2 separate regions of the Homo sapiens genome follow, and region 1 is linked to region 2. Evidence: chromatin loops called from intact Hi-C (ENCODE). Cell type or tissue: ascending aorta. All regions are shown on one strand. Each heading gives the region's core, and the rest is flanking DNA. Links, peaks and the distances in the headings are about the cores only. Region 1 overlaps PRRC2C (proline rich coiled-coil 2C). Region 2 overlaps VAMP4 (vesicle associated membrane protein 4).

Region 1 (16,233 bases), core at 4,716-12,715, 140 kb before region 2:
GCTGGTCTCAAACTCCTGACCTCATCATCCGCCCACCTAGGCCTCCCAGAGTGCTGGGATTACAGGCATGAGCCACCATACCCGGCCCAAATTAACTGTTTAATTGGTGGATTGATTGCTTAGATGTTTGCTCTATGTTACCAATCACAAAGTTTTTATTATATTTCTTAAATTTCATTTTCAAAGCAGACTTCTGAGAAGCAGGTGACACTTATTACTGTCTTTTATTTCCAGTGTATTCATCTGTTTGTTGGTAGTGGTGTCTTTGTGTGTTGCTTTTACGTTTGTTTTAAATGAGGAAACAACTTGAAGCTGTGCTTTGCCCATGATCACACTCATGAGAGCCAGGACTTTAAAAACTTAAGTCTTGTGCTAGTTTCATCTTATCAGTTGTTTTCTAGTACAGACAAACAACAGTTAAGAGAAAATTATCCTAAAATATAATTAATGTCGGTCTCAGTTAATATGTAGATTGTCTTAAACCTTCTATTGTACTTAAACTGTATAGTGCTTCATAAATCAGTCACATCTGAACTATACTTTGCAAGCAAGTTTTAAAATATTCTTTTACTAGGGAGCGAAGAATGGTCAAGAAAGTGGACTCGAAATTGGAACTGACACAATTCAGTTTGGTGCTCCAGCCTCAAATGGAAATGAAAATGAAGTTGTTCCTGTGCTTTCGGAAAAATCTGCTGACAAAATACCTGAACCTAAAGAACAGCGGCAGAAGCAGCCACGAGCAGGACCTATCAAAGCCCAGAAGGTAAATATACTTTATAATCCAGATAAAATTTTATGAAGGCCACTGACATGAAGAGCAAATAATACTTTTAAAAGTGAACTTAATTTTAATGAATATCTTTGATCATGGTGCAATGATGAAAGATACTCATCTATCATAAACATAGTTTTATCATAAACATTTGACTTTAGCTTCCAGATTTGAGTCCAGTAGAAAACAAAGAACACAAACCTGGTCCCATTGGAAAGGAACGTTCATTAAAAAATAGAAAAGTAAAAGATGCCCAACAGGTGGAGCCAGAAGGACAAGAGAAACCAAGCCCAGCTACAGTCAGAAGCACAGATCCTGTCACGACAAAGGAGACTAAAGCAGTCTCAGAAATGTCTACTGAAATAGGAACAATGATCTCGGTATCATCTGCAGAATATGGTACTAATGCAAAGGTAAGCCACATGTAGGGATTACCAGTTCAACAGATGCAAGCCATGTCTAAAATGAACGAGAAGAACAGCAACAGTCTGCTTTTTTTTTTCCTGCTGAGGCATATAACTCTATAGATTATTTCCGCAAAGAAGATTTTGTTTCATGATTTGCATATGTAATCTAAAGAAGTTCTTTATAGCAAATTATATTTCTTTTTGAGGAAATTTACTCTGAATTCTGGACTATTTGAGTAGCTTAAAGTGAAAAACATCTATACAAAATCTGAATACTTTGAAAGATGGCTCTATATCACTTTTAATATAAATAGAATTACAGTAGAGCTTTATCTTGCCCACTGGTGACATTCTAAAGTCAGGAAATAAGGCAGACTTTTACTAACTCCAGTATAGCCAGTTTTTTTTCATAGTTGGAACAGATTACTGTTTCTTTGGTTGAACACTGGAGGCTGTTGACTCACATTTAGGGGCCACATTGAATGAAACGTGTATCTAAAAATGCTCATTAAGACAAGATATGTTGATTGACCATGGGAACAGACACTCATGGGAATAGCAAACATATCTGCGATTTTATATTGACTCTGGGACATAAACTCTGAGAAAAAGTTACATGCAATTTTTTATATTATCTGAATATTAGTCTCTTTTTAATTGCCATACAGCTGAATTCATATAAGTAATAGCTTATGTGGTCCTACTCTGCCATATTTCAAAATGAGATTTGTGACAGGAAACAAGGAGTGTACCCTAAAACCTGAGTAATTGCAACAACTAAGATCTTGGTAATTGATAGTAAGCTAAGAATGAATGTGGGAAACACACAAAAGATTCTTTTAATAACCTACAGAAATAAATATTTGGTACTGTTGACAGTCTCCTAGTACTAAATGTACAAGAATGCAGTAGTAGTTGAAATGCTATCATTTTGATCGTGAGTCCATGTTGTATTATTCCATTGTTAGTTGATTGAGTGAGTTGAGTCTTAAAGTCTGCTCTCTTCCCCTGCTTTCTTCCAGAACAACTTTACAACTATTAGGCTATCATTAGAAAGTGAGCAATTTGGCCAGGCGTGGTGGCTCATGCCAGTAATCTCAGCACTTTGGTGGGCTGAGGCAGGCAGATCACTTAAGGCCAGGAGTTCGAGACCAGCCTGGCCAACATGGTGAAACCCCATCTCTACTAAAAATACAAAAATTAATGTCATGGTGGCGCACGCCTGTAATCCCAGCTACTTCAGTGACTCAGGCACAAGAATCACTTGAGCCTGGAAGGCAGAGGTTGCAGTGAGCTGAGATCATGCCACTGCACTCCAGCCTGCATGATAGCGAGACTCAAAAAAAAGAGGAAGAAGTGAGCAATTAATTCAGTTTAAAATGTATTTTTTTTCTATTACTACTTCACAGGAGTCTGTAACAGACTATACTACACCCTCTTCTTCTTTGCCTAACACCGTGGCTACTAATAATACAAAGATGGAGGATACTTTGGTTAATAATGTAAGTAATCAGTTTGAGATGTGGCAAGTTTGGATTGGAACCTGGCTATTATTATCAAGCACATTATTTCATGTTTTATTTACTGTAGTGATCAATATTTAACTCAGGGAAAGAGTTGATAGTAAATTTGTGTTTAGGAGTACTGTAATATAATTAGCAAAAATAGTCAAAGCTGAGTTTTTTATTTTTCCTCTGAAAGCCATCTGCTTTCCATTTAAGATGAAGGTTTGTGGTGCGTAGGCTTGGTTTCGTGTAAATACTAATCTTATTAACCTGGTATTGGTAAGAAGTTGTTTTAGCTCTCACATTTACAAATTTAACATGAACGGTTGGTGATTTTGTTCTTACATAAAACCTTTTTATAATTCAGTGAAACCCAACTTATTTAAGATAACTAAAATTAGAATTAAAAGACAACTATAGAATTCCCAAAGAATCAAGTATGTCTTTAAAAAAGAAAAAATACCAGCGTGTTAACAACATTCTTGTTGTGTAGATTGAGCTATATTGTATTGTATACATAAGTACGCCAAACACTCTGATATGCTCTAATATAAGGTGATGTTAAGTCATGTTGTAACTTAGGACCTAGTTTTCCAGAGCAACCATGTTACTAATATAATTCAAGGTTGTGTTAAAAGTCTGTACAGTTCATCATTTTGCTTAGCTCACTGTCTGATAGATGAAAAATTGTTAGCCCAGAAACATTAGGTAGCTTGCCATAGTTATACAGTGTCATTTATTTAGAAGAACATTTTAAAAGTTACTTGCATGGTCCTTATTTTGGAGAGAGGTATGATGGAAATTTGGTTAGTGCTCTCTGTTTTAAATATAGCCTTCTGTAATAAGTAAAGGCTATCAGACTAAAATGTTGATCATCCTTTTTTTAAAAAAATCCTTTACAGATAAATATTTAAAGGTCTGTCACAAAGAGCTTTAACTATCATTTTGAGTTATAAAAATCTTTATTATCTTCTTACTTTTTTTCTATGCTTTCTATTCTTCCCTCTAGCATCAAGTATATGGAATTTTAGAAAGGTGAGCTGCATTAGGGGTCACTTAATCCAATTTTTGTAGTTCAGCTGAAGGACTGTACTAAATATGTAGCTGAGAAAAGGAATAGAAAGGAGTGAGTCACATATTTTTTCTTGGTGTTGAGAGCTCTCTAGGAGCTGATTAATGTGATTTGTTCAACTTTCCTCCCACCCACCCCCCACTTTTATGAAAGTGGTTTAAATATATATATATATATATGGTTTTTTTTTTCTTTTTTTAACTCCTTATACCTCCTGTGAAAAATAATGGAAGACTTGGGAAGGAGGAAAAGACTTCCTTTCAGTTTAAGTGCTGTGATATCACTGTCTAGATTATGAAATATTCAATCAGTAAGATCTCAATAAAGTTTAATTATACTTTGTGTCTTTTCTCATTTTTAAAAAATACAGAATATTTCTACGATAGTGGTTTTTAAAGTATATGATGCTTTTTGCGAAACTACCCTCTGAAAATATGATTTATAAAATATATAAAATAAGGAAGAAAAAATTATTATTCTCAGAACCCTTAAAATTCATTGAAAATATCCAGATGAGCATTTTGATGGTTTCTGTGTGATCTGTAAGGCTAATTAATGGAGCGACTTATATACTGGTAACTACTGGAGACAACAGACCCAGCCTCATATATAGGTGAATAGTCTGCATGCAGTTGTTAGCAGTGTAGCCAGGGTATGTTTGAAAGCAGAAAGATCAGTTTGGGTTAGGGAGCATTATAAATGGTCATCAGTTTGAAAGGATTTCATGGTGTTGCTTACTTGTGCCAAGTGTGTTGGTGATTCTGAACTCAATGTAGAGTTAAAAACGAATGTCCTTCATGGGAAAAAATTTAGGACCTCTTGAGATGTCCTTTTTTCTTTCACTTGTCTGTTTGGGGGTTCCATTTTGCACATAGAACTTTTGTCTTTCTTAATTATACTTGAAAATGGCTTATTTCTCTTATTGGGGCTTAATACACTTTTTTATGGTCTTAACTGATACATGTTGGTTAGTATTACTCAGTAGTACAATCATCTTGTATCTTGAATGTCTTGAAGATTAAATGCAGGTGGCCTTTTGGATTATCATAGCACAGCTGCTTTCAACATGTATGAAAGAATCTCCATTAGGTAGTCCATAGTATCACAAAGTGATTATCTTAAAACTCTCAAGCATCCCAGTTATTTTTCCTGAACAACTGAACGAACCATCCAAAACGTAATACATAATAAAGTCCCAAGATCCAGAGATAAAGGCAGTGAGTTTCTAATATCTTAAAGTTTCTAACAATATTTGCCATAATTATTACTATAGCAGAACAGTTTTATTGTAATGAGATGGTGCTAACAGTCCATACTTTCTTCCCAAGATTACTTTTGTTCTTGAATCTTGTTATAAAAGTTAACCATATTGCAGGAAAGAGATTAATTTTTTATATTTTTGCTGTCATGTTAAATACTTCTGGTGGAACCTGTAGATATATGGTGAAGGTTTTATTCCTTAGAGCTTTGCTACACAGTATGCAGCCTGTAGACCAGCACCATCAGCATCACCTGGCAACTTGTTTGAAACCCAGCATTTCAGGCCTTAACATAGACCAATTGAATCAAAATCTGCTTTTTATCAGCATCCTCAGGTGATTTATGTACATATTAAAATATGAGAAGCACTGCCTTCTGAGTATACACCTTATATCTGGTGCAGACTCTCTTTCTGCCAACTTAACGTATAAAAAGGCAGATAATAATTTCCCTTCAGAAGTTTTATCTGAGGTATCCTTAATTACCAACTACTATAAACACAATGTGACTCTTAAGTAATCACATATTTCTGTTAGCTCTGATGAAAAATAAACACTACCCTTAGAACACCTTAGCATTGTCTTTAATGGGGCTTTCGTAGTAGACACATAGTTAGATTGTGATATGTGTTGCCTACCTTTTCAGGTGCCCCTGCCCAACACCCTTCCCCTCCCTAAGAGGGAGACTATACAACAGAGCTCCAGCCTAACTTCAGTTCCTCCCACTACTTTCAGCCTCACCTTCAAGGTATGTACAACATCCATCTCTAAGAGTCCTTAATTGTTGCATGCAAGGGGACATAAGTTAACAATATTCGTGGGGTATTTTTACTAGATTTATGTGGTAAGCAACAATACTAAGCTGAGGAAATAGAGTGCTGTCAAATTATACCTTACAGTTTTATTAGCTTCTGATACCACTAAGTGGTGACGTGATATCCTCATATTTAAAGTGAGGCCTATTATGCTTGTGAATTTTGTCTTAAAAATACAGGAGAGTATTTTTCCATGTTTGTGTTAAGTTCCTCCCAGAGATCTTAATAATTTTTGGATATATGGGTTTGTATACAAAAAATAAAATCTTAATTATTTCATGTTTTTATGATTGTTACCAAAATATTAAGTACTGATAATAGTAAGAATGTTGTTTGTCTTCCCTGTAAGTTATGTGTGAATTGAATGAACACTGTATGATTATTTTATGGGAAGATAATTGACAAGTATGCTTTATAGATGATGTCAGAAGATTTTCAGTTGATTTTTTTTGGATAATTATTTAATAAGAGGACAAAAGAGATTCAGCGCTTTTTGATGTCAAAATGTTTTGGCCTTTTTTTTTAATCTATTATAATTTTGAGCTATGTTAATGATTTTTTACAGTTGTGTTGTTTGAGAGTATTTTAAATCAGTTCGTCTTTGGAGTAGTCAGTAGTTTAAAAAAGTGCAAACATGGAATTAAAGGAGGTTTTTTTTAATTTAAAAAAAAATTTTTTTTAAATAGAGATGGGGTTTTGCCATGTTGCCCAGGTTGGTTTTGAACTCTGGGCTCCAGCGATCCACCTGCCTCAGCCTCCCAAAGTATTGGAATTACAGGTGGGAACCACCACACCTGGCCAAGGGAAGATTTTTTTTAAGTCTATTTATCTCATTGATGTTCTTTGTTCATAATCCAGGGAAGTTCTTAATCTCTAATATAGTAGGGCTTCCTGATGTTGCACTGGTTGACAATCTCTTTGATGATCTTCAGTTGGGGTCACAGGAACTTTGTTGTTCTACAGTGTGGCCAATATTCATTTTGGACTCATATTACTTTTGTCCCCTTATCTTTTCCCCTGTCTGCCCAACTTCTTTGTAAGAGGCTTAACAAATATAAGTTTGAGATCATAAAATTTTATAAGACAACAGCTTCTGCTTTGTGCCATCCCTGTCTTTGCCTAGTCTTTACTGCCAATTCCTGTTCAGCCTTTTCTGTTGTCTTTTGGCTTGAATGACTGTCTTAATCTGTGTTCCTTACTTAGTCTTACTTTTATGGTTTTTATCATTATACTAGCAAGGTAAATAATCTAATTTCACATAAGCAAATATAATGTCATCTTTAATTATTTTTAAGCCAGTATTTATTTCTTTAGAATACCTATTCAACTTTGCCTTTCACTCATGTTTTTAACATTCCAAGAAGAAATATACACATTGAGAATTAAATTTAAGTCAAATTACATTAGCTTAAAACCTCTGATTTCTTTATTTTTACTTCCTCTGCCATCTCCTTTTTGTTGGAGTAATACATAAAGCATAGAAAAGTTATATTACACAGTAAATTCTTACTTATTATCAGTGGGTTCATGAAAACTGCAACTTTAAGCAAAACTGTATGATGGATCCATAGAATAGCATCATTTGGTTCAGTGCCACTTGTTCTAAAGTGTATGAGAAAAAATATTGATTATACATTGTTGGGCTTAGTCACAGTTTCCAAGAACCTATTGACGACATTAAGTTTTTATGGACATCATTGACAAAATATGAAAAAAATGAGTATGATTAACTAATTGTACTTTTAGTTTCACTGAATTTCCGAAAATAAAAACTTCAAATTATCTTTCTGCTTAAGGAATGGAATCAAGTCAAACTTGTGGCCTGTATGTTATGTAAGTTTGATTAGCTATAACTTAATTTATATGTTCCCAGTAAAACAAAATTGGCATAAAAGACATTGTACTCTGTCAACTTGCCGTAAACCACAAAATCTCAGATGGTACAGGTAAATTATATTCTAGCTTACTTCCTAAATTCCCCCAAGACTTCTATTTTAAAATAAAACACATTTGAAATCAACCAAGTGATTTTGAGAAAAAGAAAAGATTTCAGATTTTTCTCAAATATAAAAGTTCTGTATTTTAAATATCTAATGATAACAATTAGTCTTAAGAAAAGGTTAAATTATGAATAGTGTGTTTTTAAAGGAAGGCAGGGTAAAATATGTACTATGTCTCAAAATTCTTTTTTTTTTTTTTTTTTTTTTTGAGTTGGAGCCTCGTTCTGTCGCCCAGGCTGGAGTGCAGTGGCGCTATCTCGGCTCACTGCAACCTCTGCCTCCCGGGTTCACGCAATTCTCCTGCCTCAGCCTCCCGAGTAGCTGGATTTACAGGCGCACACCACGCCCGGCTAAATTTTTTTGTATTTTTAGTAGAGACAGGGTTTCACTATGTTGGCCAGACTGGTCTCGAACTTCTGACCTCGTGATCCGCCTGCCTCAGCCTCTCAAAGTGCTGGGATTACAGGGGTGAGCCACCGCACCCGGCCTCTATTTCTCAAAATTCTTATAACCAAAATAAAATTTTAGAAATTGATACTTTAAGGACTCACAAAGTTCCTAACAGTGATATTAAATATGTTACTTGAAAAAGTTCCTCTCTCATAAGTCATTGCAGCTGGATCTTATAGATTATGTTGGATGTATACTGCATATGAAATTTTAATATTAAAAAAACTTATAAAATATCAATTTATGTTCATTAGTGTTTTAGTTATAATATTATAAATATTGGGTTGAATTAAATGTTTTCAAAATAAATATATAATCTATTTGTATTTACTTTTTAAAATGTAGCTACTAGAAAATTTAAAATTACATATTTGATTTGCATTTAGATATGTATCTGTTGAAAACTACTGAATAGTGCTGCTCTAGATTGAAATAAGGCCATTTTCTGCCATTTAAGAAACTAGGAGAAGAAAATACAGCTGAAACCAGGGGTCATAAATGCAAATGGTTACATCTGGTGGTACATGAAATGCTTGAGATCTGGATGTGAAACAAAAGCATTTCTATTGCACCCAAGCCTAAAACCTATCTTGTTACCTTGCCTTTTAAAACACTGTGAGCATGAAGCAGCCAACCAAAAGATGCCTGCCATTTGCCATTTAAGAAGCATTGGAGTAAAAAGAAAGAATGGAGAGAATGGATATTTACTGGGGGAAGGCCTTTCCTTATTCACTGGTAGGGATAAGGGCTCATGTTTAAATGATACACTCTCACACTCCCAATTTGAGTAATGGAGCAAAGATAAAGAGGCAAATGGAAAGTCTGAAATCCCTAGGGTCTTAGGGTCTTAGATTTTCTTTAAATATCTTTGTGTGTGTGTGGTTTTTGAAAGATTATATTTGGCACTTAAATACTGATACATGTATATACATACGTATATTCTGTATTAACATCATTTTTTTACTATAAAATGTCCGTTTTATTGCAGATGGAGTCTGCACGCAAAGCATGGGAGAATTCTCCAAATGTAAGGGAAAAGGGGTCTCCAGTAACTTCCACAGCACCTCCAATTGCAACTGGAGTCAGCAGTAGTGCCAGTGGACCAAGCACTGCTAATTACAATTCGTTCTCAAGTGCATCCATGCCCCAGATTCCTGTTGCTTCAGTCACTCCTACAGCATCACTATCAGGTAGAACTTTTTCGTTCTGTTTCTTTAAATATCTTACATTATTTAAAATTTTTTATGATCTCTTCTTGTTTACTATCTCTAGCCCTCCGAAAATAGTAATATTCAATCTTCCCACCTCAGCCTCCCAAAGTGCTGGGATTACAGGCATGAGCCACCACATGTGGCCAGTAATTGCTTTTTAAAATGTCATTTTCCTCTAAATTTTTCTAGGAAGTTCACCTTTTGATTGTCATTTTTTATGTATGTACAACTAACTAGATCAGCTCAAAAAGAACAGAGAATCACACCTCTTTTAAATGTTTGACAATCTGTATCTAATTTGAAGGTGCTGTTGGCCTAAACCTGTTGGGATAACGTATTTTCTGGTAAAGACTTAGGGATGGAGAATTTTCAGCCTCTGCTATTTGAGTGATGTAATTCATTGGATTTGGCTTTAGTTTGGTTTGGATTTTGTTTTATTTTGTTTTTTAGGAGAGTCCTTTGGTGCCCAAAGTTAGAAGGTGCTTTTCTTGCTCTTTTTCCTTAGATTTTCTTAAATTTTTACTAGTGTGTAATCTTTTCATTGAACTATCTCATTATTTGGAGGCCTTACGGTTCTTAAAGAAACACAGATGTTTCCAAAATGCTTGACTCTAGAAAAGTACACCCTTTTCCTTTTACCATATGTAGAACCAAGTTTCTTCTGTTGAAAAAATAAAATTTAATTTCAAGCTTTCTCAGTATTATCTGCTTCCAAAGCAGTAGGAAGCTCCTTTCCAGTGATATAAATTACTTTGTTTGACTGGTTCTCATTCAATATTGCTTTTTAGTATTCCAGCCCACCGTGCTATTTTTAGGTACCAAAAAGCTGGTCTTAGGTTTATACAAGTTATTTTGATATTGTCTGTAATCAGAAGTATATATTAACACAAACTCCCGAGATTCTACGCTGCATTAACATTTTAAATCAAACTGTGTTCCAACTATATTTCTTTTCACTTTAAAACCCTTCCTAGCATTCCTCCACCACTCATTTGCCAAGGCATCTTCACTTATGTTTACTAGACTAGCTTGAGCCCCAGTCCACTTTGGGATGGGGGGGTTAGTGAAGGTGGTGTAAAGGAAACAGGAGAGTATGGTAGGAAGATCTGGAAATAATGGTTCCTAGTTCTTTCTTTGGAACCCAACTAACCCGTTTCCCCAGGTCTAGATTTCCTCCACTGTGCTTGACTAGGATAATTTTTTTAACAAGGCCCTTATTGCCTAGTCATCCTACTGGTAGATGATTCACTAGAAGGATAGAAGCACTTGAATTTTGGTCCACTCTCAGGTGGAACATCATCTGAAGATAATGACAACTTATACATTACTTTTTAATCAAATACCAGTATTGACATTTTGGGCTAGTACTAAAGTCATAATAGCTCACTAATCAATAAAACAAATTAACCCTAACACCTAAGTTTTATAATTCTATTTACTTATTAAGTAGTTTATTTAATTTGTTTTAAAGGTATTACTATATACCAGGTGGTTTTGTTTTGTTTTTGTTTGTTTCTTGGTTAGTTGTTTTTGGAGTTGTGTGGTTTTTTTTGTTTTTTAAGAGTTGATGTCTTGCTCTGTCGCTCAGGCTGGAGTGCAGCGATGTCATCACTGTTCACTGCAGCCTCAAACTCCTGGGTTCAAGCAATCCTTCCATCTCAGCCTCCCAAGTAGCTGCGACTACAGGCACCACCATGCCCAACTAATTTTTTAATTTTGTGTAGAGACAGGATCTTACAATGTTCCCCAGGCTGGTCTTATACTCCTGGCCTCAACATGTGCCAGTTTTTGCAGGAGAGAGAAATCCAGCCTTAAGTTTATGTGACATTTTAGGACCAGTTGAGATCTTTCAAGGCCCATGTATATTCATAATTATTTCTAAGGTATAGCACTTTTCTCTTTTGTGTCCTTATATCTGTGGTCATAAGTGAATGAAGCTCTTGATTATATATCCTATTCTTTGTGATGATTAAAAAACAAATCATTTCTGGCTAAACTATAACAGTTACATAGGCTCTCAGCCTCATTTTATTAATTTTGTGTTTTGTTTCTTTCTTGTTTTGATTTTCTGTTGTTTATTGTTCCATATTTTCTAGTCATATTTACATTTGGTGATAATTACCTTTTCTTTTATAAGCTACCTCATCTACTTTTGGCCTGAAGCAGTATATAAGTACGTGATGGGTAGAAACATTAATTTTGCAGTTTCTGGTTGGTACTGTGAACAATAGCAACACTTTTAAATATGCTCTATTTTCCCCTTTATTTGCTTCCCCAAATATAGGAGCTGGTACATACACTACCTCTTCTTTGAGCACAAAATCTACAACCACATCGGACCCTCCAAATATTTGTAAAGTGAAACCTCAGCAGTTACAGACAAGCAGCCTGCCTTCTGCAAGTCATTTTTCACAGTTAAGCTGTATGCCTTCCCTTATTGCCCAGCAGCAACAGAATCCGCAAGTTTATGTGTCTCAGTCTGCAGCAGGTAATGTTTTTAGGCTTGAATATAAGGAATTTAGAAAATGAAGACTTACTAAAATGCTTATTTTTGTCTCTTCTTACCCTTTCAGCTAAGCATAAGGCTCTTAAAGTACATTGCTGTAAATATTTAAATTCGCATTTTTTTTTTTTTTTTTTTTTTTTGAGATGGTGTCTGGCTCTGTTGCCCAGGCTGGATTGCAGTGACGCGGTCTTGGCTTACTGCCACCTCCACCTCCCAGGTTCAAGTGATCCTCTCACCTCAGCCTCCCAAGTAGCTGGGGCCACAGGAGCACACCACCACACCCAGCTAATTTTTCTTTTTTTTTTTTTTTTTTGCATTTTTGGTAGAGACGGGTTTTACCGTGTTGCCCAGGCTGGCCTCGAACTCCTGAGCTCAAGTGATCCTCCTGCCTCAGCCTCCCAAAGTGCTGGAATTATAGGCATGAGCCACCTCACCCAGCCTAAATTGGCATAATTCTTTTTAAAAGTGTCTTGGAAAATATAAGTGTACATACTTACTGTAGTAACAGTTTCATAACTAGGAATCTCATATGGATACATTTAAGCTATTAGAGATTAAGTAAGGGTATTCATTGCAGTATTATTTCTAATAATGACAAGTTAAAAACAATATATAGGCTGGGTGTGGTGGCTCATACCTATAATCCCAGCACTTTGAGAGGCCAAGGCAGAAGGATTACTTGACCCTAGGAGTTCAAGACCAACCCGAGCAACATAGTGAGACCCATCTCTACAAAAAATTTTAAACATTAGCTGGATGTGGTGGCACATGCCTCTAGTTCCAGCTACTTGGGAGGCTGAGGTGAGAGAATCATTTGAACCCAGGTGATAATCATGCCACTGCACTCCAGCCTGGCGGAGTGAGGCCCTGTCTCGTCGTAATAATATGTGGAGTTCTGCAGAACATACTACTATATAAAAACAGCGAGTCAGCTAGGCACCGTGGCTCACGCCTGTAATCCCAGCACTTTGGGAGGCTGAGGCGGGCAGATCAGTTGAGGCCAGCAGTTCAAGACCCACCTGGCCAACATGGTGAAACCACGTCTCTACTAAAAATACAAAAATTGGTTGGGCGTGGTGGCGCACACTCAGCTGCTCAGGTAGCTGAGGCACAAGAATCGCTTGAACCCGGGAGGTGGAGGTTGCAGTGAGCTGGGATCAATCGTGCCACTGCACTTCAGCCTGGGTGACAAAGCGAGACTGTTTCAAAACAAAAAACAAAAACAAAAAAAAACAGCAAGTCACCAAATATTATGTATCATACATAGAAATGTGTTTAAAATTTATACCAAACTTTTAAAATTAAATGTCAATCCTCTAAATATTTTGCTAGATTCTAGTAGGTAGGTTTAAAATTGGAGTAGAATTGCTGGTTCAATGGGTAGATTCATTTTCAATTTTAGTAGATTATGTGAAATTTTACCACTGACAAAATCTGCGTATCTATACCCCATTGGCGGTATATAAATTTTTTTTTCATGCCTTCACAAGTACTAGTTATGTTTGTGTGTACCTGTCTACTAGAAGTTTTCCATCTTTTCACATTTGCATCTTGTCACGTTTTTAGTTTTTCCATGGCTGTATTTTCAGAGGGTGCACTTAATTTGGAATCTGCTACAAAACTTGGTTTTTATTTACTGTTTGGAAAATTCTGAAATTAGGACACTTACTACTGCTTGTTTATCCTGATGGTCTACAGCTCAAATCCCAGCCTTCTATATGGACACAAGTCATTTATTCAATACCCAACATGCACGATTGGCTCCGCCATCCTTGGCTCAACAACAGGGTTTCCAACCAGGTCTCTCTCAGGTAATATCAAAGACTTCTTCCATCCTGTATTTGTTCCTTCGCATTTCTGTGGTTATAATAGTTATCTTGGAACATAAATAATAGACTCTGAAATTACAAGCTACCCACGATTAGCTTGATATTCTATAAGCAAAATTTAAAATTTTTCCCAAATTTACCAAAGCTTAATAGTAATAATGTAGAATAAGTAGTGGGTTGAAAGGGAAATTTAGATGTTTACATTCAGTTTTGTTTTAAAATGGAGCTGATATATAGTATTAATTTTACTCTTTTCATGTCTCAAATTTTTATATTCCAGTGTTAATGATTTATCTGTATGATGTTGATATATATGTTTACATACTTTCTCAATGCATTGCAGCCAACTTCAGTTCAGCAGATTCCAATCCCTATTTATGCACCACTGCAAGGGCAGCATCAAGCCCAACTGAGTTTGGGGGCTGGCCCTGCTGTTTCCCAGGCTCAGGAATTGTTCAGCTCCTCACTTCAACCATATAGGTAAATGCTTTAAAAGTTATGTTTGTAATGATGTTGAAAACATTGTAACTGCTGATCCTCCTTGCCGTAATCCATACTGTTCCTTCCCAAAAAAACCTAGGATGACTCTGCTATAAACTACATTGGCTAATTGAGCATGTTGATTATATGTCATGAACCTCAGCCTCTGGTAATTTCAACCATATCTTATTAAAGAATGTCAGGTTTCAAACCCTCTTGAAGTAGTGAACAACAGCAACCCCAAAACTGTTAGAAATTATAGAAAGTAGCTGCTAAAGAACCTAAAAGTATGTGTGCCATCTGGCTACCAAAAACTATAAATCTGAATCTCCTCTATGTACGAGCTGAGGCATGGCAGTTAACTACATCATGTTAGGGGGTGCAGGGCAGGGTGGAATATAACAGAACAGAGAGGGGTAAATATCAAAGCATGGAAGTAATGATGATAAATATGCTGTGTAGTGAAGAAAGCATTTTTTCCAAAAATTCACTCAGATGCACTGTAAGTTACCTTTGCAACTAGGGAAATAATGAAAACTGATTTTTATTGAACTTTCCTTATATATGATAGATATTCAGCCTTTCACATACATTAACTAAATTTAGTCTTCACACAACCACCTAAGATAAGTCACCCTCATTTAACATGTGGATGTTAGGACTTGAAGAGGGTGAGGCTTTTTTTGTTTTGTTTTGTTTTAACCTGAGGTTATACATAAAGTGGCAGACCCTCAGTGTCTCTGGTTTCCAGTTTAATGAGGGAAGAAGAGTGAGTAAGAGTCAGATAGTAGGAGCAGTGCATCATGGCATAGCTGTCATCCATACTCATGATGGTGGCCTTAAATCATCATAAAGAAAAATAAGTTACATTCAGGACACTTAGTTTAGGAAGGCTGTGCATTTGTTTTTAGGAATTTGTTTTCAGAAGTGGGTTCAGATAGAATTTCTATACTTTATAGATTAAACCTGTCATCAGTTAATACAGTATGTTTTATATTACCATAATGATACTCCTAGAGAAGCCAGGTTCAGCTAATGAAACTTTCTTAACAGAGAGCCTAGTCATTAGTAAACCTCATAAATGTGGCTTTTATTTTTACCTTTTGATTAAAGATGCTTTAGTAAAATTTAAGACACCTGTATCATTACTTATATAGCTGTTGTAGGTCTTCCCTCCTCATTTTACTCTCATTTAATTTCGTTATTTTCTCCCGTTAGAAGCCCCAACTAGAAGCTAAAGGAAGTCTTGTATTGAATTTGGGATTATCTTGGAATTTATATTAAAAATAAAACTTGAAAATTTCTGACACAGGAATAGCAGCTAGATTTAATCTCACAAGCCAGTCTCCTTTTAAATTGTATTGGCTGCTTGAAACACTGTTGAAAAGTTTGCAACCGCTTTTCAGTACTGTGAAAAAGAGTACAGTGATTAATTAGTAATGTTTTCCACAGGCCGTGGGAGGTGGAGTAGCAATGTACTATATTTGTAATCCCCATTTCACTAATTGTCTTGGAAGATATACTTTTTAAGACCAGACGTGGTCAATAGAAATAAAATGTAAGACACATATATAATTGTGGCACTTGGCTACCACATTGGAAAGTACAGGTTTAGATTTTGAAAGCAGTTATTTTATCCCTAAACATTCCTTGCTTGTTCCTTAACCTAATCAGCATAGTGTTTATTAGGGAATCTCTGAACTGGTTTCTGCAAAGACAGGATAGTTTATAGCAGTATATTCATGTTTTCTTACCTCGTGTTTGAAACATAAATTATAAGTAGGTATTGTAAAGACTGCTATGATCCTAGACTAGCATTCTTCCTTAGTGGCTTTTGTTCCTGCCACATAGGTCAGTTTTAACAAAGCAACAAAGCATAATGTTCTTTAACCCACTACTTTTGATTTAGGTGCTTATTCTTTATCTC
Region 2 (16,233 bases), core at 3,094-11,093:
GAAGTTGTTTGGATCTGTTGCTAAAAGCTGTTGCATTATCCGATAAGCTTTCTATATCACATAGAGGATGGAGAGAAGGATTAAACGACATAACAGGATTCTTTTATCTAGTCACACAAAGATAAGAAAATATTAATTTCTACTTCTGCAAATTTATTCCCTTTTAAGCATGAAAACAGCATTCTCCCTTTTTTCCACCCACAAACTCTGGCATTCTACATTATTAAAAAAATGAAAACAAAAAGCAAAAAACAGCTTGCAGATCAGTTTGCTCACTTCTTTTTTATTATAAAATTAAGAAAAGTCTTTTTAGGGCCTTAATGCTTATAAATAAACTTAGGAAATCTAGTAAGAAAAATACTCTTTAAAAATTCAAATACTTGGCACACCTCTAGAAAAAAAATTACATGTTGAGAAGTTAGCTTCTTAGAAGATATCAAAAGTGACTGATTTTAAAGGAAAACAATATACATTTTAAATGTGACTAAGCGAGGTGTTTTTTTTTTTTCTAAAGTCTGTCAAAGATTAATCAGGTATTCAGCCATTCACCAAACAATATTTGAGTGGCAAGTACGTGCCAGGTATAGGTATAGGTATAGGTATAGGTTATAGGTGTAATGACTGAAAGTAAAGAAAGGTGACTAAGTTACCAAATAAAACATAAAATAAAAATAGCAGATAAGTTTGAAACAAGTGTTGAAAAGTGAGTAGGTCTTTAGGCCCTGAGATCATGAGAAACACAAAGTTCATCAATATCACAGGGCAAAAGAAAAAACAGCTCTACTCTTCACTCTTCAACAATGAAATTTTAAATTCTTCATTCTCCACTGAACAATTAAAAAATAATGAAACAATAAGATGACTCAAAGTAAAGGAGTTAAAATTAAACCATTAAAATCATATACTTAAGAACCAAATGCCAATTTCCTAAGCCAAGATTTGTAAACGTTGGCTAGACAAGTAGAAGACAAAAACTAGCAAACAGATTAGTAATATCAAGAAATACATGAAGATCTGTACCTGATTTGTCCTGTAGTTCATCTAGTCTCTCCCCTCTCTCAATTACCTTTGTAATATTTTCTTGCATGACATCAATAACTTCATCCACTTGATTCTGAACACTAGTTTAAAAAAGATACACAATTATTTATCCTTCTTTTGAGAATGCTTACAATTTTTAAAACTTTCATTAGACATAATAAAGAATAGCAAATTCTCAGAGAATTATTCAACTATAAAATTTAAATTTAAGACTTTGTAGCAATGTTCTTCCATTTGTGGGCTTCAGTACTCAGATAATGAAAGACAATATGATATAAATTAAAGTAATATTTAAAGATAGCTTACTTTTAGCCCTGCTTCTGACTTGTAACTCATAAGCAAGTTAAATGTACTGTCAGCATGCCCGTTAAGTACAGAATTTAGTTAAACAGCTTCACTAAAAATAATCAGTTTTTCTTTTCAACAGGCTATTGAGGCAGCACATAGACACCGCTGTAGCCTACTTTTGCCATATATTTCATACATGAAGGCTAACAAAGGAGGTACCTTAACATACTTTTTAACATACCTTTTGCTCAGGTAAGGTAAAGGCTTATGAAACATACCTAGTTTCCAAAATGGAAATGTAGGGCATATTCTAAGAGATACTGATGCTCAATGGGTAGAATTCTTCACTGCTCATCAGATTTTTCTTAAACAGGATATAAGACAACTGGGGACACCTGGGAATATTTTGAAGTACCCACCAGGAAGCAAAAAGGAAAAAATTGTTTTCTGTTTTTCGATTGTTTGTTCATCCTTTATATTAGATGATGGGGGCCTGTTTTAACCAAATTTCAGGCTGTTCAATAAAGACTTAACCTAAACTTAAAATTGTAATAACTGTCCTCAGCTATCTACTCTCATTCAGGAGTTACCTCCAGAGTATACAAACATGGACATGTTTAATTATTTTAAGTGTCTTATTCTCCTCTGTTGCTCTAACCACAAAAATTATTTTAAATTACTTTACGAAATAAGTCACAACAATGAAATATTTAAAAGGAGAAATAAAGCAAATCCATGGTCCTCATACTAAACACTGTTTAAAGTGCATTGGATTACTAGCGACTACAGACATGTACTGCATAACATTTTGGTTAATGACAAAGCACTTTTACAACACTGGTCCCATAAGTTATAATACCATATTTTTACTGCATGTTTTCTACGTTTAGATATGTTTAGACATACAGATATTTACCATTGTGTTATAATTACCTACAGTATTCAGTGCAGTCACATGCTGTACGGGTTTGTAGCTTAGGAGCTATAAGCCATACCATATAGCCTAGGTGTGTAGCAGACTACACCATGTAGGTTTGTGTAAGTATACTACTCTATGATGTTCACACAATGAAACTGCTTAATGATGCATTTCTCCAAACATAGCCTGTCATTAAGGGTCCATGATGGTTATAAACATTAAATGTATATATATTTAAATAGATGTAGATATGCAATTGTGTTTCTACTTGGAAAAGGAAGAAGTGTGTAGGGGGCTTTAAAAATTTTTTACAATACACAAATATGGTCTCCGCCCTCTACCCCACACAACTCCCCAAACTAATGTAGTAAGTGAGGGGTGAGGCACAGTCATGTTTAATTTTGAAAGAGTTCTATCCTTTCCGATCACTGAGCTAGTTCTTCAAAAAGTTTGCTATAAAAACAAAATGAAGGCCCACTTAGACATAGGTGGATTCAGAAGTACTCTCAGATTCAAGTAGCAATTACTAAGCTTGATGACAGTCACTTCCCTCCCATGTTAAAAGCATTATGTACACCCACTGATTACCCACACATAAACTTCAAGATTTTTCACAGCATCCCAGAGTTCTGTGCTTCCCACACATTATTCCACTGGAGGATATAAGACTGAAGCTCAACAAAGTTGGGCATGCAGAATTCTCTTCTGCCCAAACAAATCTGAAAGAACCCCTAAATCTCTAAGACATCTTGTTGCAACTCCTAATCCCCTAAGTAGAGAGTTAAAGGTGTTCATCCTATTTAAGAACAATGGCACAAATACACAACTAATCAATTTATTCAGCAAATAATGAGAACCTACTATGTACTGTTTTAGGTACTGAGGAAATAACATTGAACAAAACAGATGATAATCCCAGCCCTTATGGAACATATTATGTTGAATGCACTGTATTAACCTTATAGCTGTGAAACAGCATGCTTTACCCCATTACTCTATTTTATTTATAGCATGTAAGCAAATATAAAGTAATAGTAATTGTACCTATTTACTTATTTACATGCTTATTTTCTGCCTCTCCCCACTAGAAGGTAAGCTCAATGAATGCAGTGACCTTGCCTATTTTGTTCACTTTTGTAAGTCCAGTACCTATAGTGGTGCATGGGGCAGAGTGGCCATTCAATAAATATTTGCTAAATAAATGAACAGTTTGAGTATAAATCCTATAAAGCATATCCAGCTACTTGAGGAGGAGATATAAAGCAGTGACTGTAGAGCCCTCCATTTAACTACAAACAAAAGCAAAGCTACTGTTCATCAAGGATCAATTTTGAAATTCCCAGCCAGCTTTTTTTTTTTGTCATATGCAAGTGACGATAATTAATGGCTTAAAGTAGGGTGCTATAGCAGGAAGGGAATGAATAAAATGTACTAAGGCTCCTATACACGATCAGATTATAGCTATTATGGATATTAATATATGTATACTATACGTACTCTTAGACGAGATCGGGCGCATTCAGGGTGGTATGGCCGTAGACATTATATATACTTTTAAAATGAAAACAAAAAGCTAATAAAATAATTATGGTCCCAGAATCTCTTTAAAGGCCAGGCCTGGTGGTTCATGCCTGTAATCTCAACACTTTGGGAGGCCAAGGTGGAAGGATCCCCTGAGCCTGGGAGTTTGAGACCAGGCTAGGCAACAGAGTGAGCCCTTGTCTTTACAAAAAAATTTAAAAATAAGCTGGTTATGGTGGCATGTGCCTGTGGTCCTAGCCACTTGGGAGGCTGCGGTGGGAGATTTCCTTGAGCCCAGGAGGTTAAGGTGCAGTGAACTGTGATTGCACCACTGCACTTCAGCCTTAGCAATAGAGATCTGTCTCAAAGGAAAAAAAACATAACCCTTTAAGGATAAGATTCCATGGATATAGGCAGATTAATTGGGACAGAACCAATAAAATTCTAGATTCTTACTAGAGTATCATAAACCTACAAGTATTCCCTCAACAACATGGCACACATGTAATAAATCACTATTGATAATGGAAACCGCAAATATTTTAATTTTTCTGCTACACTATTAGTGAGTTATTGCTGCTTTGTCCTTCACACATTAATTATCTGCTGGTGTAACACTCTGAATCCAGCTACTATGTAACCTTCACTCAATGATGTAAAATCTCATGATTGTTTTTGTGTTTCAGGATGTTTCCCTACCCAGAACACAATTTTTGTAGAAGAAAGAAAATGATCTGCTTATTTACTTTAATATGGAGATAGTTTGGTTTACAAAGCAAGTGATAACATACTTCCCCATGATCTTTTACATTTTCACAATAGTTATAGTCCTTTGATTTCTATTTGTATTTCACATTGGTCTTGTCCCCATTGTTATACTATAAATGCCTTAAAAACAGAGACTAACCCACTTATTCTTTAATTTCCCAGGTCAAGTGAAATGTGGCTGGTACAAAGTAAGCATTTAACAAATATTTTCAAATCTGAATTAAATATATCATTCATTCAAAAAACATTAAAAAGTTATGGCTAGGTGTGGTGGCTCAGGGCTGTAATCCCAGCACTTTGGGAGGCTGAGGCAGGAGGATCGCTTGAGCCCAGGAGTTTGAGACCAGACTCGCCAACATGGCAAAACCCTGTCTCTACAAAAAATACAAAAATTAGCCGAGCATGGTGGTGTGCACCTGTAGTCTCAGCTGCTCAGGAAGCTGAGGTGGGAGGATCCTCCTCCGGGAGGTGGAGGCTACAGTGAGCCAAGACTATACCACTGCACTCCAGCCTGGGTGACAAGAGTGAGAACCTGTGTCTAAGAAAAAAAAAGTTATTATTATGCTATTCATCAAGGTTATCATCATGAAGGTTATGAGCCTGGTATTTAGAAAGATTATACTCCAGTAGGGAAAACTGATATCCATATACTACCATGTGTTAAGGGATATAATAGAAGGAAGCCCATAGTATCAGTCATGTAGCCTTGATGAATTCAGCCTGGACCAGAGATGACATCAAGACCCCTGTGCTGAGTTTTGAGGAGTCAAGAGTTAATCAGGCAGAGTAAAAGAGGCAGTGGATGGTGAGAAAGTTCTAGGATAAGGAAATATATGTCAGAGGAGGTAATATTTTAAGAACTAGGAGATTAACTGGATGTGGGTGAAGGAATTGGGAAAAGAGTAGACAACTCCTAGATTTATAATTTGAGCAATTAACTGGTAGTAGACGATGGCTATTAACTAAAATAAAAAATTAAGAACGCAAAGGAAAAGCTAGTTTCTGAAGGAAGGGTGGAGATTTTTATATCATGGCCAGTTAAAGGCTATTCATATAAGATAATAAAAGACATGAGAGAGAACACAATGAGGAAAAGACATTTCCAATACTGTTTTAAATCCTCTTAGAGTCTGACGGCACCTGTATTTCTGAAATGGCTCTATTCTAATTACCAACAGAGAAGCTGTATGGTATAATGTAGAGCCCCTGGGTTCTGTATTCAGACAAACCTGGGTTTGCAATACAACTTTATCCCTTACTACGTATGTGACTTTGGAATTCACCTTGGAAGCCTGTTTTAGCCTAACATTTTCTCACCTTTAAAATGCAGCTGATAATCTCTACTTTACTTGTGAGAATTAAATGAGATAGTGTTATTCAAACACTTAGCATAGTGCCCAACACATAGCACATACTTGATAAATGTCAGTGCCCTTCGATTAAGAAACAAATTCATGCTCTGCAATACGCACCCCTTATTTTATAAAGAAAACACTGGCCAGGTGCAGTGGCTCACACCTGCAATCCTAGCATTCTGGGAGACTGAAGTGGGAGGATCCCTTGAGTCCAGGAGTTTGAGACCAGTCTGGGCAACATAGGGAAACCCCGTCTCTATAAGAAATTAGCCAAGCATGGTGGCACGTGCCTGAAGTTTCCAGTTACTCAGGAGCTGAGGTGGAAGGATCAATTGAGCCCAGGATTTTGAGGCTGCAGTGAGCTGTGACTGTGCCACTGCACTCTAGCCTGGGTGATGGAGCAAAACCCTGTTTCAAAAAACAAACAAAGCAAAAATCCCTGAAAGAAAATATTTATTTTCATAGTTAATATCCCCATCTTCTGGTCTTTTAAGGTACTGCTGACAAAAGAAGTTTTAAAGTTAAGCTGTATTTTTGCAACTACATATATATTGCTGTTACACCATGGAACATTCCCTGGGGTGTCGGGGAGGGAATCTCATAAAAGTTAAGCTGGTCTGACCAAGACTATAATTGGGAGATTCCCTACTCCTAACACAGAATGTCTACAATTCACTACAGTGGCATTTATAATGCTATTGTTTAATTTAAAGGCAAAGGAAATGTAATCCTGCTAAAAGTTCCTGTCTGCTTATATAAATGAAACCTTAACTTCTCTACTCTGGAATGCTGACTCCATTCCTTTGGAGCTGGTATTTCCAGGTGGTCCATCCTCATAATTTATGTTTGAACAAACTCTCTTTAAAAACAAAACAAAATTTAAAAAGCAAAGGAAACATTCCAAAGAGAAGCATAAATTTTATGTAGACATATGAATATTTAAAAATTGTCCTCAAAAAGAGTCTTTCCTAAGAAGTGATGTCAAGTATTTTTTGTAGGATTAATCTGTTATCAACACTAATAAATGTGGCTAATGAAGTTCAAAGAAAGCAATGATGTTGCTAATCTATGCAGTAGGAAACACTCTGTATTGAAATGTTATAAATTAAGTGGTGATAACAGCTTAAGTAAAGAAACTGACCAGTGCTAGCAATTTTGGGTACTAAAATAACGCCAGGGATTTGTCATTGGGTAAGTTGTGTGGCAAGTTGTGCTCCTCCATCTTGGGCACACTGGTGAGTCATGCCCTGCTTAGATAAGCATTAATCAAGGTTTAATGCATGCTTGATGAACGACCTTATTCTAACTAAATCCAGCAAGCTTTCAGCTCTAGAGTAAAAAACGCTATACTTAACAATCCCTTACTATTCTAAAATTCTGTGATCACCAAAGTTATTGTGATATTAATAGTGTAATACATAAATATACAAATTCATGTGTGTATGTTTGGCATTCATTAACATAGACATATATTCTTTAATGCCTACTCTGTACAACTGGTGGTGGTTTGGGGATTCAGCTGGAAAATCATACTCAAAAGACCCCAATCGGCAACATCCCTTACTAGGTTCACTCTTCAGAAGGATATCAGACAGGAAACAGAGCATACTGGCAGGACAAAAAATAGGTGTGTCATCAGTGGAGGCCTCTTCTCCAGTGGCAGCTTAGGCAAAAGAGAACATGTGAGTGGATAAAGAAGTCATTCTGGCTCAGTGCAGGAGAATGGTTCAGACATTACACATTGGCATCCACATATGCCACACAGGCTTGAACTACAGCTAATTTGAGTCCTGGTAGAATGCTTGTGATCTCCCTGGAACATGAGAGAATGAGTGGCTCATGAGGTCTTCTTCCATCCACCTCCCTGTTTCCCTTATGAGACTATCATAAGGCAGTTTCTTATCACCTCCCAGGTTCTGATGCGGTATAAACTTTCTGCAGGCTCTATGTGCAGACTATAAAAACCACAGCCTAGAAATAGCTCCTTTGCAATAGAGTATCCCACAATTTGTACTGCAGCCATTGACCTCCCCTTTTTTTTTTAAGAGAAGGGGGTTTCACTTTGTTGCTCAGGCTGGTCTCAAAACTTTTGGCTTCAAACAATCCTCCTTTGAAGGAGAATCCCAAAGTGCTGGGATTACAGGCGTGAAACACTGCACCCAGCTGTATCATTATTTTTGGTGTGCAGGACAATGACCCTGAGAGCTACTAACTTTGGCTACTCTTCCTTTTACTATATAAGTAATAAATTGCATCTAAAAGTGGCTTGTTGTATCTTTAGTCAAATAAGAGACTTGAAACAGTACAGATTCTCTCTTCTACTGGCCTCAAAGAAGCACCATGACATCTATAGCTGCAGGAAATAAATTCTGATAACTTCCTGAGTTGGTCATACCTGGTGATACCCTGATTGCCATCTTGTTAAACCTGAGCAAAAGGCTCACCTAAGAAGTGCCTGAACTCCTGACCCAAGGAAACTGTGAGATGATAAATGTGTGTTGTTTTAAGCTGCTAAGTTTATGGTAATTTGTTACATGGCAATAGAAAACTAATACACCCAGTCTAGTACCTGTAATCATTTATTGGTTCTTTGGTTCCATATCTCAAAATCCATTAGTTAGAATTAGGCTAAGTATGGAAATATTTCTTCACACCAACAGCTACCTGAGTAAAGCCCAAGTATCTCACCAATAACTAGATACTTCATTATAGAACCCTTCCCACAATGTGCCATCTATACCCAGGCTTAGGGTAGTGACTATTATCCCTCCTTAGGTCTTGAACCTGGGCCATGCAGTTCACATTCCACAGTTAGTCTTTACAGCTTGGTCAGTTTCCAGAGCCTTCCCTCAAGTGACTCACTGCTCTGTCTATTCCTTCTCCCCTCCAGTCAGGACTCATATCTTTCCGATATCAGACACATTGATTACAGCATATTATACTCATCTATCACCAAATAATATATACCTCAAAGGTTTTAAACCACAAATTAGCCATAAAACTTAGTTCAATATATGGGTTATGATAAATAAGAGATATGAAAAAATTCTGGAAGTAGATAAAAACATGCAGTACATCAACAAATTAAAGCTATTATATTACCTTTGTTATCATTCTGAAAATAGGAATCAAGCTACAGATTTAAAACCAAAATAGACCTTCAGACTATGCTAAATAAATGGATTTGACATAAGGTAATCAAGTCATAAAAAAACCAACAATCCTGCATTTCCTTAGCTATAATTCTGAGAAAATAAAATGAATTAGGTTTTTATAACCCAGCAGTTATATTTAGTCTTCATCAGGGGTCAACAACTTTTTCTGTAAAGGACCAGACACTCAGCAGATATTTTAGATTTTGTGGGCCATAAAATGTGACACAGCTTTGTCACAACTACTCAACTTTGCCATTGTAGCTTGAAAGTACCTATCGATAATATGAAAACAAATGGGCATGGCTATGTTCCAATAAAACTTTATTTACAAAAACAGGCTGCAGCCAGATTTGGCTCACAGGCTGCAGTTTGCCAATCTCTAGTCTACACAGAAATATGATTATCATTTAAACAAATGAACAAAACTTACTGCTTAATTTTATCATTTCTAGGTCCAAATCTTGGTCCAGATGGTCCCCTTCTGAAAACAAGTACATACCAAGTACATATTAGTAGTGACAGGATTAAAACAAAACAAAAAAAAGATAGAAAGTATACACAAATACAAACAATCAAGCTGAACTCTAAACATGGATCAGTTATTTATCATAAGGGACCACATTTTACTGATACTGGTGAAACTGAATAATAGGTAATCATGTCTTTACTTCATTGGCACTTATTACTAGCCACAATTAAGCTAATTCTTCTGCATGTTAAAACTTTCAGAGAAATTAGGGTTTATATTATCTTATATAACAAACTTACACAGAATTTGTTCTGATCATTAAACTCTGAAATATCCTAACTACTTAACTGCTAGTGAATATTAATATCTTTATGGTCAACTGTAGAACTAAAAGCGCAATTCATCTTGAATTTAGACTATAATGAAATGAGGAAACTACAAAGTGAACTGCCGATTGACAAAGATGGATATAGAGAAAAATTCATTGAAGACACTAACAATTTTAAGTATGTTTTTGATTATTCATCTTAAACTTATCAACATAGCAAAAGGGAAATGCAAGATATTAAGAAAATTTTAACATTACTCAGATTATTATCTCCTTATTGTAGTTGAGTGTATATCACACCTTAACCAATCCATTTTAATATTCTTGAAATGAAAACATTTGGTTATTTAAAGTAATCATGATTCTTCCGGAGATACAGAATAAATAAGACATAAACTACAAAACTCAAAAGAAACCAGGTTCTTAGATTTCTAGACATGGCAATTTCTAAAGGAGGTGAAAAAATACAGCAATTGATAAAAAAATTTTGGAAAAAAAAACTGTTTACTGAAACTTATTTAACATAATGTATAAGTGTGAATATATCATCTTGCCTTAGTTCCTCTAAGCTTTTTCCTTAAAGTCTTTTAAGCTCCAACTAAGCCTCAGAATACTGGAACAGTATTCCATTCCAAAGTGATGTTAAACATTGAATTTCATAGAGAAAACTAATATTCTGAACCAGAGGCCATTCCTAAAAACTAGGCAAGAACTTACAAGAGCTGGTCAACCGAAAAACAAAGAAAAGCAGTCATTAAATGAGGAAACTATAAAGTGAAATAGAATCTGAAAAGTACTGAATTAAAATGATCCCCACTACAGGTTAAAAAAAAAGCAGGAGCTATGTCTGTTTCATCTATCAAGTAACATGAGACTTCAAAATACTTATAGAAAAACACAAAATGAAAAGCTGGTTCTTTGAAAATTAAAACTTGATAAACTTCTAGCCAGACTGATTAGGAAAAAAAGAAAGAAGGCATAAATTAGTAACAGGAATGGAAGAGTGAACATCACTACAGACAAATGTACCATGGTTATATAAGATTTATTAACAGAAGCTAAGTGAAGCGTAGATAGGAACTCTCTATACTATCTATGCAACCCTTCTGTGGGTCTAAAATTATTTTTAAAAAATCCCCCAAAGAAAATTCCAGGACTAGATTTGTTCAGTTGTCAATTCTACCAAACATTTAATGAAGAAAAAATAAGAATTCTATGCAAACTATTCTGGAAAACTAAAAAAGACAGAACTTTCCCAACTCATTATCCAGGGCCAGTATGAACCTACCACGAAAACCAGATAAAGACACAACAAGAAAAAGACATAACTATCAACCAACCAATACCTCTAATGAACATAGATGCAAAAATTCTTAACAAACTCTTAACAAATTGATTCTAACAATGTTTTAAAAGAATAATACATGATGACCAAGTAGGGTTCATATCACAAATGCAACGACGGTTTAAAATTTCAAAATCAACATAATTCAACACATTCACAGACCAAAAAAAATGATCATCTCAATAGATACAAAATAAATGCTTGACAAAATCCAACGTCAGCTAATGATAAAAACTCTTCACAAACTAGGAATAGGAGGAAACTTCTTCAACCTGATAAATCTACACACAACAACAGTAACAACATGCAATGAAAATGAAACATAATATGAAAGATGAATGCTTCCCCTAAAGGAGATCAGGAACAAAGCAAGGATATTCCCTCTCACCACCTCTACTCAATATTGTGCTGGATGTTCTAATCAGAGCAATAAGCTAATAAAAAATAAAAGGCAAACATAGACGAGGAGGAAATAAAACTGTCTTTATTTGCAGAAAGCATAATTGTTCTATGTTGAAAATCCAGTAGGATATATAAAAACACTACTAAAACTAAGTGGGTTTGGCAAGATTGTAGAATACAAGGTTAATTTACAAAATGATATTTATACTAGCAATAAGTATGACATTTTAAAATTTTGAAACACCATCTGAAATGTCATTTTTAGTAGCATCAGAAATTATGAAAATCAATGTGCAAAAATCACAAGCATTCCTATACACCAATAACAGACAAACAGAAAGCCAAATCATGAGTGAACTCCCATTCACAATTGCTTCAAAGAGAATAAAATACCTAGGCATCCAACTTACAATGGATGTGAAGGACCTCTTCAAGGAGAACTACAAACCACTGCTCAACGAAATAAAAGAGGACACAAACAAATGGAAGAACATTCCATGCTCATGGATAGGAAGAATCAATATTGTGAAAATGGCCATACTGCCCAAGGTAATTTATAGATTCAGTGCCATCCCCATCAAGCTACCAATGACTTTCTTCACAGAATTGGAAAAAACTACTTTAAAGTTCATATGGAACCAAAAAAGAGCCCACATTGCCAAGACAATCCTAAGCCAAAAGAACAAAGTTGGAGGCGTCACGCTACCTGACTTCAAACTATACTACAAGGCTACAGTAACCAAAACAGCATGGTACTGGTACCAAAACAGAGATATAGACCAATGGAACAGAATAGTGCCCTCAGAAATAATACCAGACATCTACAACCATCTGATCTTTGACAAACCTGACAAAAACAAGAAATAGGGAAAGGAATCCCTATTTAATAAATGGTGCTGGGAAAACTGGCTAGCCATATGTAGAAAGCTGAAACTGGATCCCTTCCTTACACCTTATACAAAAATTAATTCAAGATGGATTAAAGACTTAAATGTTAAACCTAAAACCATAAAAACCCTAGAAGAAAACCTAGGCAATATCATTCAGGACATAGGCATGGGCAAGGATTTCATGAATAAAACACCAAAAGCAATGTCAACAAAAGCCAAAATTGACAAATGGGATCTCATTAAACTAAAGAGCTTCTGCACAGCAAAAGAAACTACCATCAGAGTGAACAGGCAACCTACAGAATGGGAGAAAATTTTTACAATCTACCCATCTGACAAAGGGCTAGTATCCAGAATCTACAAAGAACGTAAAGAAATTTACAAGAAAAAATCAAACAACCCCATCAAAAAGTGGGCGAAGGATATGAACAGACACTTCTCAAAAGAAGACATTTATGCAGCCAACAGACACATGAAAAAATGCTCATCATCACTGACCATCAGAGAAATGCAAATCAAAACCACAATAAGATACCATCTCACACCAGTTAGAATGGCGATCATTAAAAAGTCAGGAAACAACAGGTGCTGGAGAGGATGTGGAGAAACAGGAACGCTTTTACACTGTTGATGGGAGTGTAAACTAGTTCAACCATTGTGGAAGTCAGTGTGCGATTCCTCAGGGATCTAGAACTAGAAATACCATTTGACCCAGCCATCCCATTACTGGGCATATACCCAAAGGATTATATCAAGGGAACCACCCCCGATAATTCAACATAGGACCTTTTCTATTTTCCCTAAGTGTCGGCTGGTCTGAGTAATAAAGGGAAAGACTACAAAAGAGAGAAATTTTAAAACTGTGTGTCTGGGGGAGACATCACGTGTCGGCAGGTTCTGTGATGCCCCCCTACGCCGCAAAACCAGCAAGATTTTGTTGTGATTTTCAAAGGGGAGGGAGTGTACTAATAGGGTGTGGATTATAGAGATCACATGCTTCACAAGGCAATAAAATATCACAAGGCAAATGGGGGCAGAGCAAGATCACACGACTGGGGCAAAATTAAAATTGCTAATGAAGTTTCGGGCACGCACTGTCATTGATAACATCTTATCAGGAGACAGGGTTTGAGAGCAGACAACTGGTCTGACTAAAATTTACTGGGCAGGAATTTCCTCGTTCTAATAGGCCTGGGAGACCAGGGCTTATTTCATCCCTTATCTGCAACATATAAGACACACATTCCCAGAGCAGCCATTTTAGAAACCTCCCCTAGGAATGCATTCTCTTTCTCAGGACTGTTCCTTGCTGAGAAAAAGAATTCAGTGATATTTCTCCTATTTGCTTTTGTAAGAAGAGAAATATGGCTCTGTTCTGCCCAGCTTTCAGGCAGTCAGACCTAATGGTTATCTCCCTTGTTCCCTGAACATCGCTGTTATCCTGTTCTTTTTTCAAGGTGACCAGATTTCATATTGTTTAAACACACATGCTTTACAAACAATTTGTGCAGTTAATGCAATCATCACAGGGTCCTGAGGCGACATACATCCTCAGCTTACGAAGATGACGGGATTAAGAGATTAAAGTAAAGACAGGCACAGGAAATCACAAGAGTATTGACTGGGGAAGTGATAAATGTCCATGAAATCTTCACAATTTATGTTCAGAGATTGCAATAAAGACAGGTGTAAGAAATTATAAAAGTATTAAATTGGGGAACCAATAAATGTCCATGAAATCTTCACAATTTATGCTCTTCTGCCATGGCTTCAGCCAGTCCCTCCATTCGGGGTCGCTGACTTCCCACAACGGATTATAAATCATGCTGCTATAAAGACACATGCACACATATGTTTATTGTGGCACTATTCACAATAGCAAAGACTTGGAACCAACCCAAATGTCCATCAGTGACAGACTGGATTAAGAAAATGTGGCACATATACACCATGGAATACTACGCAGCCATAAAAAAGGATGAGTTCATGTCCTTTGTAGGGACATGGATGAAGCTGGAAACCATCATTCTGAGCAAACTATCGCAAAGACAGACAACCAAACACCGCATGTTCTCACTCATAGGTGGGAACTGAACAATGAGAACACTTGGACACAGGGTGGGGAACATCACACACCGGGTCCTGTCATGGGGTGGGGGGAGGGAGGAGGGATAGCATTAGGAGATATATCTAATGTAAATGATGAGTTAACTGGTGCAGCACACCAACATGGCACATGCATACATATGTAACAAACCTGCACACTGTGCACATGTACCCTAGAACTTAAAGTATAATAATAAAAAATAAAAGAAAATACTTAAGGATCAATTTGACAAAGAAAAAAATACAACATCTGGACACTGAAAACTACAAAACACTGCTGAGAGAAATTAAGTACCCAAATAAATAAAAAGATATACTATGCTCATGGGTCAGAAAACCAAATATTGTTAAGATGTTAATTATCCCCAAATTCATCTATAGGTTCAATATAATCTCAACCAAAATTCTAGCAGGCTTGCTGGAAACTGACAAGATGATTCTAAAATTTATATGAAAATGCTTAGAGCCTCCAATAGCCAAAAGAACTTTCAAAAGGCAGTGCAAAGTTGAAGGATATACACTACACTACCTCACAACTTACTATAAAGTCGTAGTACTCAGGATAGTGATTACTATGGTATTGATGTAAGAAAGACACATAGAGTCCAGAAATAGAGCCACACATATATAGTCAATAAATTTTTATTGTGGTAAATATATATAACATATATTTACTATTTTAACCGTTTTTAAGCATACAGTTCTGTGGCATTAAGTAATTCACTTAATGAACTGTCATCACCATTCATCTCTAGAACTTTTTCATCTTTCAAAACTGAAACTCTGTCCCCTAACTTGTCATTCCCTTTTCCTCAAAAGCCCTGGCAAACACCATTCTATTTTGTGTTTCTATGAAATTGACTACTCTAGGTACCTCATATAAGTGGAATCATGCAATATTTTTCCTTTTATGACTGGCTTCTTTTACTTATCATAAAGTCTTCAAGGTTCATCCATGTTTTAGCATATGTCAGAATTTCCTTCCAAACTTTTTAAGGCTGAATAAATTCCATTTATGTATTCAATAGTGAGTTCCTGGGTGTAGAGGCTTGTGCTATTAATTCTAGCTACTCTGGTAGGGGACCTGAGGCAGGAGAATCACTTGAGGTCAGGAGTTCAAGACCAGCCTGGCCAACATAATGAGACCCTGTCTCAGTCAATCAATCAATCAGCAAACAATTAAAAAAAATGAGTTCCTTTTTGAGGGGTAGCTATTGCTCTAGTCTAAGGCTTTTCACCACAAGTAGCATTGTAGGCAATTCACTTTGTGACTCTATAGCAATCTTGTCACCCATAGAAAATTATCTCCCCACATTATCTGACATTCTGCCAAAAATGATACTATTTTCTGTTACTGGATTTGCTGCTATCTATCCTGTAAGCTCTTTCTTCACTGCTTCTCGGGTTTCCATTAATTTTTTTTTTTTTTAGATGGAGTCTTTCTCTGTCGCCCAGGCTAGAATGCAGTGGCGTGATCTTGGCTCACTGCAACCTCCGCCTCCCAGGTTCAAGTGTTTCTCCTGCCTTAACCCCCTGAGTTGCTGGGATTACAGGTGCACACCACCAGGACTGGCTAATTTTTGTATTTTCAGCAGAGACGTTTCACTGTGTTGGCCAGGCTGGTCTCGAACTCCTGACCTCAGGTG

The links. Peaks named below come from ENCODE experiments on the same cell type or tissue, not always from the same donor. Only the 100,000 strongest peaks of a DNase experiment are listed, where the experiment ranks them.
Region 1: a loop joins it to region 2, with 2.3 times the contacts of the local background. A loop is called at or near these places in 5 of 110 quality-filtered maps.

Annotation. Positions count from the first base shown.
Region 1 is chr1:171,565,659-171,581,891 of GRCh38, forward strand. It overlaps PRRC2C (proline rich coiled-coil 2C), which reads left to right. Exons shown (of 35, transcript NM_001387844.1): 21 at 575-763; 22 at 934-1,185; 23 at 2,589-2,681; 24 at 5,662-5,763; 25 at 9,269-9,470; 26 at 11,776-11,979; 27 at 13,696-13,808; 28 at 14,170-14,306. Among named protein-coding and RNA genes, the nearest start is that of MYOCOS, 48 kb to the right of the region's middle. In ascending aorta, for the core only: no CTCF peak of the experiment used is centred there; no DNase peak of the experiment used is centred there; H3K27ac peaks cover 1,182 bases.
Region 2 is chr1:171,709,694-171,725,926 of GRCh38, forward strand. It overlaps VAMP4 (vesicle associated membrane protein 4), which reads right to left. Exons shown (of 8, transcript NM_003762.5): 4 at 9,478-9,528; 5 at 1,021-1,121; 6 at 1-51. Among named protein-coding and RNA genes, the nearest start is that of VAMP4, 24 kb to the right of the region's middle. In ascending aorta, for the core only: a CTCF peak has its summit at 6,381; no DNase peak of the experiment used is centred there; H3K27ac peaks cover 2,296 bases.